2 separate regions of the Homo sapiens genome follow, and region 1 is linked to region 2. A link is a contact called in ENCODE Hi-C or POLR2A ChIA-PET data. All regions are on one chromosome and are shown on one strand. The core of a region is the stretch at or near the end of the contact, and the rest is flanking DNA. Distances in the headings are between cores, read along the strand shown.

The links. A loop is a pair of places that touch in the nucleus more often than their neighbours do. ChIA-PET counts read pairs that join two places held with the same protein, here RNA polymerase II (POLR2A). Pooled maps may share reads with other maps.
Region 1: a loop to region 2 is called in a map of gastrocnemius medialis, with 3 times the contacts of the local background. The contact joins two enhancer-like sites. A Hi-C loop is called at or near these places in 8 of 168 maps with a recorded cell type or tissue (IMR-90, OCI-LY7, aorta and 5 more) and 9 of 50 pooled maps. POLR2A ChIA-PET finds 5 or more read pairs at or near these places in 1 of 52 experiments (OCI-LY7).

The regions. Positions count from the first base shown.
Region 1 is chr4:100,297,769-100,300,812 of GRCh38, reverse strand. No RefSeq gene overlaps it. Among named protein-coding and RNA genes, the nearest start is that of SNORA101A, 96 kb to the left of the region's middle. Within about 2 kb of position 1,637, at least 3 of the 41 ENCODE cell types and tissues checked have a DNase peak (open chromatin) inside an H3K27ac peak, as active enhancers do; they include gastrocnemius medialis, where a contact is called at or near this core.
Region 2 is chr4:100,094,862-100,097,948 of GRCh38, reverse strand. No RefSeq gene overlaps it. Among named protein-coding and RNA genes, the nearest start is that of DDIT4L-AS1, 94 kb to the left of the region's middle. Within about 2 kb of position 1,793, at least 4 of the 41 ENCODE cell types and tissues checked have a DNase peak (open chromatin) inside an H3K27ac peak, as active enhancers do; they include gastrocnemius medialis, where a contact is called at or near this core.

The sequences.
Region 1 (3,044 bases), core at 388-2,887, 200 kb before region 2:
CAAAACACAGCAAAAATTTTCCTAGATAATGTTTCCGAAGACAAAGTCTTTAGGTGCAGAAAGCACTCCTGACATAAGCAAGTGTTTGAGACCAAGGGATGTAAGAAATGTTGAGCTTCTCAAATCAAGGAGATTGGGGAAGGTAGAGTTCCCCGCAATGCCTTTGTCTCAACTGAAATGTACAAAATATCCCCCTGGCTTGGGGAAGGGAAAGAGAAAAGACAGTTGGCGACAAAACAATGAGAGTGAGTCTAGAGGGGGCAATTGTTCTGCCCCTAAAATGTGGCCAAGCCCAAGAAAGGTATGAAATCTCCAAAAAATAAAGAACCACTCCTTCCTTATAGAACCTCAAGGTGTTGGCAAAACCCTTGGGGATGTACTGGCTGAATGGCTGGTTGAGACACACATGGTGAGTCTCACATGCCCTGTGAAATGATCTGATAGTTCTTGTACTCACAGACTCTTCATGCAAGTAGTCAACGGAGCCAGAGCCAACAGGGCTAGACATAGGCACAAGGTGCATCAGGACAGCAAGCCGTAGAGGCAAATGACCAAGTCCCAACAGGATAATAGAGACCTTGAAACTTCCTATTTCAGAGAATTGGGTAGAGGCTATTTAGGAATCATTAGGACATTGAAGACACTGAATTGACTGAGATGAAATAACACTTCTTTCACAAAATGGAGGTTTAGAGATAAAAAATAGTTGTTACATAAAAACTAAAAGTTATATGTTTGCGTGCCTTAGTTTGTGAACTGAAATTCACACCTACTACACCTAGATGTTCTTAGATGCCAGTTTTGCTTTTCCATCACCTGAGCTCTTCCCAGACTCCTTTATTTCAAGTTAAATTTCTGCACTTCGGTTAAGTCCCAGGATTACTGCAAAGATGCTTTCTAAAGGGAAAACAAATCATTACAGATTTTGCTATTATTATTGTGAACCTATGTGTCCTGCTGTGAAGTGGCCTCCATTTAATAGGCTGCAAAAAAAAAAGATGAAAAGCACAGCAATTATTATCCTCCTCAGATGCAGGAACTGAGCTCAGGCCCCAGCAACTGGAAATATGTATATATCCTGGTGTTGGCAAAGCTTTTAGCCGTTCTGCCTGGAGTCTTTCTTTGAAGTATGTCCAAATGGGACTTTGAATACCAGACACTAGCCACTCCTTGCTCTCTACTACAGGATTAAGAAACATGGTTTTGTTTGATGGCATGTCATCTAAGGTGGTTTTTACCTTTTAAATAAAAAAGATTACTCAAGCTTCAAAGCTAGTTGTTCCTTGGCAAAGGGTAACACAAATTCTTGGGGGAAGAGAAAAAGGATAAAAATTCTGAGTCTTTCTGGTTCCCTCTGGAGTTCCTTGTTAGGTCACTTTCACCAATTAGCTCCCAAAGATCCTTGCTGACAGCAATTTATAGATGAAAATCCAAACCAAATGAGCCCCAGCTGTGGGACAAAGGCTTCCATGGTAAAGCAGGGAACAGATTAGAAGCTGGCTTAAGCACACACACACACACACACACACACACACAAACACACACAAAACTAACTACGGGAATTCAGCTAAGGAAACTCAAGGAGGTCTGGACTCCAGGGAATAAATTCTGAGTCACTCCAGCCATTTCCCATCTCTCTCTGTCCTTTTTTTTCCTTTTTTTCTTTTTTTTCAAATCTGCATGGCCTGATCCTCAGGCCCTGACTCAATCTTTCTGCATGCTACATTGAGTCACTTGGCCTTGAAATCTGAGCATGGTTAAAAGTTGAAAATCATTCTAGGGTCTGTTTTCTACCAACCTCCTGGTATACCATTATTTTGTCCTTATAAAAAGGAGATAAAAATGTCACAGGCAGAACTTGGAAGAAAAATTCAAGTAAATAGAACAATAAACTTCATAAATAGAAAGTGCTTTCAGAGTGTGTCCCAGGCAAGGTTATGCATGGTTTGAAAAGAACTGAATTTTAATAGACAAAATGTTGCACTCTAAATGCTTTTTACAATGGTAGCCCCATTGTGACCAGCTTTTCAATTAGCTCAGGAGAATTGTGTTTTTCATGTGATTTTGCCAAAACTTAATATTCATAGAAATGATACTGTGCTCAGGATACCTGAGATCAGACCCGAGGAATTTCTCTAAATAGCAAAGGGACCAAAAGGTCATTGCAGTACCTGCAGAACATTAGAGAAGGAAGGATTAGAAAAACTACACCAACAAAATGCTTGTATCTTTGCTGTATAAGTTTGCTAGGACTGCTATAACAAAATGCCACAGAATGAATGACTTAAACAACAGAAATTTACTTTCCCACAAATATGGAGGCTAAAAGTCCAAGATCGAGGTCTTGGCAAGTTTGATTTCTCCTAAGGCTTCTCTCCTTTGTTTGCAGATGGCCACCTTCTCACTGTGTTTGTCCCGTGGTCATTCCTGTGCGTGCACACATCCCTGGTGTCTCTAAGTGAGTCTAAATGTCCTCTTCTTATAAGAACACCAGCCATATTAGATTAAGATCATTTTAAATTACTGTCTTCAAATACAGTCACATCCTGAAGTAACAGGATATTAGGAGGTGGCACAACTCAGCCCACAACAGTGTCTTATACCAACATTTAATGCTGCTGAGTATTATAGCCACAATCTACATAGTTGGGGTCTTAAAAGAAAGTAGGTCACACAGGTAACAATACTCAGATAATGAATAATCATAATTTGTACTCATGTTATTAAATCAATATATTTTCCCTGTATATTGCAGAATACGCTCTTGCCACCCACCCCTCACCCCCCAAAATCCCTATGGTATGGTAAGCTCTGTGGCTCTCAACCAGCAAGCTCTGTCTCCATTTGGTCCAAGAACTGGAAGTAAGGAATGCCTGATACAAATGGCAAGGGTGCAATGAAAGGAGGGTGGGAAGCACTTGGAATCCCTGCGGCCCCTCTTTCTCCCCCACAGGTCTCTTCCTAATTCTCTCCACTCCCAAAAAGTGGAGATTTCTAAGGTTGACTTCTAGAAATAAATGGTGCTATAATTCTAACACATTCCA
Region 2 (3,087 bases), core at 544-3,043:
GATCTATAGACATGAATCTGAACTTAAGAGAATTTGACTAATTCCATCTGTTCAAACTGTCATCACTCACACATATTTCTGTAAGTATTCACTCTCACATGTTAGCATCAATAAAGATTTCATGAAAAATAAAGAGTCTTAATTCAGAGAGGATGAAACATGCAAAAACAGTTGTGCCATCAAATTATTTGTACCTAGCAAACTAAACATCCTCCAACAAAATAAATATTTGTAAGGAGGAATGCTTGACTACAAAACTATTTACAAATATGAAAATTAAACAAGAGTTAATTCTAACCGATGTCAACTTAAGAAAGTGAAAACGTCTTCTGCCCTGGCTTTTCCATTTTACTACCCTGTAACTATTAATGGAATCACTCTATCCCCATCAGGGAAGCTCAGATTCTCTAAAGGTAGTAATGATTCTTCCTTTCTTCCCCTTATCAATTATTCCTTCATTGTATGTCTCACATTCACCCCTCCTCTTCAGCTCCTTATCCACAATATAGCTCAGATTTTCACAGCATTAAAATAAAGGGACTATAGTTTCCTCCTATCTCTGAGTTCATGCCCACTCCGAGCCCAGTACACCTGAACAATGGTATTCCAAAAATACGTCTCATCTTCCCATGTTCCCACTCAAAAACTTCAGTGGCTCTTCACTCTCTCCACCGCCCTGGTCAGGGCTGGGAGGATGGTTTTCACATGCCATGAAGGGATTTTTTTTTTCTTTCTTTTCTTTTTTTTTTTTTTTTTTTCAAAAACTAGATGCCTCTCATTGGAACTTTTTACTAGATGGCTGCCTGTGCCTGCTCTTCTCCCCTCCCCACAAAACACACTCACATGCACTCAAGAAAAGAGGATAATAATCACTGGTCAGAGTGTATCACATCCCCAGGCGCTGGCCTAGGAAAAAAAAAAGTTTAAGAACTACTGGACTATAAAAGAATGTCCAAATTCCTTGTCAGGTACTTGAACTCATATCCAATCTATTTATCTTCTTTATATTTGTTTCCACCAAGCCTGACTGAAAACCTTTTACTACTAGAAACAGGATAAAATCAGTTAGGGAACTCGGTCCCCACTATTGCCAAGTTTACAGCATAATGGGAGAGAAAAACACAACATATTCAGAACATGAAGGTAGAAAGCCAAGGTGCCAAAGGCAGCGAGGGAATGCAGGCTCATGGTTCCAGAGCAAAAAGGAGAGCTCTGGCCTCCTCAGTCATCCTGGATTAAGAAGAAGAGTTTCTCTGCTTGGGTGTCATATAATAACTTCCTCTCTATGAAAATGTTGTACAAGCAACTGTTTATTCTCTTATTCCTAGTCTCACCTCATGCCAAACAAGGGTGTGGGCAAAACAGCAGGCTCAGGATCCAAGACAACATAACAATTTTCTGACAGATCCTGAAAACAAGTAAGATATATTCTGGTAGATTTTGCTAACCACCCAAAGTGTCTAAAGTGGGAAAGAAAACAAAATAAAACAAAAAAAAAGGAGAGACTGTGGGTATGTGTCATTCATTCATATTTTGTAAGTTGCCCTACTGTTTGTTTTGTCAGCTATTTTTAATAATAATAAGCAAAACAGAAAAACAGAGTCACAAATAGAAGATGCATATTTAGGGTCTCTAGCTAAGCAACAGGAGATGACAAAGTAAGAAACAAGGTCAGATTCTCCTGAAACCCAGAAAGGGTTGACTCATACAAGGGCCTCATTGTGTACCTCTCTGACTTCCACCAGAGGGAGCGTGTTCTGTGCGAGCGAGCACGTCTGCGTTTGCTAATTATCCTCACAGGACAGCGGGGACTGGAAGGTGGAAAGAACACAGGCAAAGCTGGCTTTGATCCTGGTTTCATCACTTTCTTGCAACATAAACCTCAGTTTCCTCAGTCAACTTTCTTTCCTCTGTGAAAATTAAAAGATAAAACTTTCCTTGCAGATAATTTGGTGAAAATTAAGAGATGATAAGCGTGAAGAGACTGGCTCACAGTGGACACTCAATAACTTGCAGCTACTATTAATATTACTTTTGTTAACCCTAAGCCAAGGCCACCACTCTTTAACCCATAACCATATGCCCCAGTGAAAAAGCACAGTGAGACCACCAGTGTTAGCAAATCTTCCCAACAACTCAAGAAACCATCAAAACTCATGAGCTGTAGGAGGGTAGGCAAATACTAACTTCTTTAAGTTTTTTCCTCATACACATCAGGATAATAACATCAAACTTCTAAGGATTCAAGAGAAATTATTTTAGATTTCAGTTCGGGTTAGAACCTGGCACATAAGAAGGCTCAATAAATGGTAAATGTTGTTATTACCATTCCTCTTTTTCAAATTTTAAAAGTGAGAATAGATTGACATTGTTCTTTTCAAGAGGCTGAATTTTCAGACATCTTCTCTACCAAATGATGTCACCCCCTGTCTCCCATGAGCACAGATGAAATTAAGACCCCACCTTTGAATGTTCCTTTTCAGATCTTCTTTTTCCTTTCCTTACTTTGTTTTCCTTTGAAAGTGGCCATTGATGTTTTTAAAAAGGGTTCTACTAGTTTATCCGTTGTATCTATTTTAAGGCACTGTTGGGTGGGGAGATGGTAACGTGAGCACAAATAAATTACATCATTATCATTTTCTCCTACGTTGACCATGGTTAAGGTTTTAGTCATGCGCAAGTGACTTAAAATTACATAATATGTATTTTGGCAATCCATCCTTGCTGTAGTTCAGCTCCCTGAATTTCAGAAGAAATGGGCCACTTAATAAGCCTCATCCAAGGGACTTCAGAGTCATTTCACCTTCATAAATCCTTGGAATTTCTACATGATAAAACTAGATTATGCAGAAGGTGTAATACATGAGGATGAGGCATATTTCCAGCAAATACGTAAGCACTGGGAGACTAATAATAGCCAAACACCTTACTCTACTAACAATTAGGAGGAATATAAGAAGAGGGTGCTTTGGTGTTTGAAGCGTCTAAGCCTTGGTTTCTTATTTTACACTTTCGTTTGGAGGGCAGATTGTTTTGAGTCAACATAAAGTGACTTCAGCTGAAGGGAGACTGGGATGTTCACAGTGG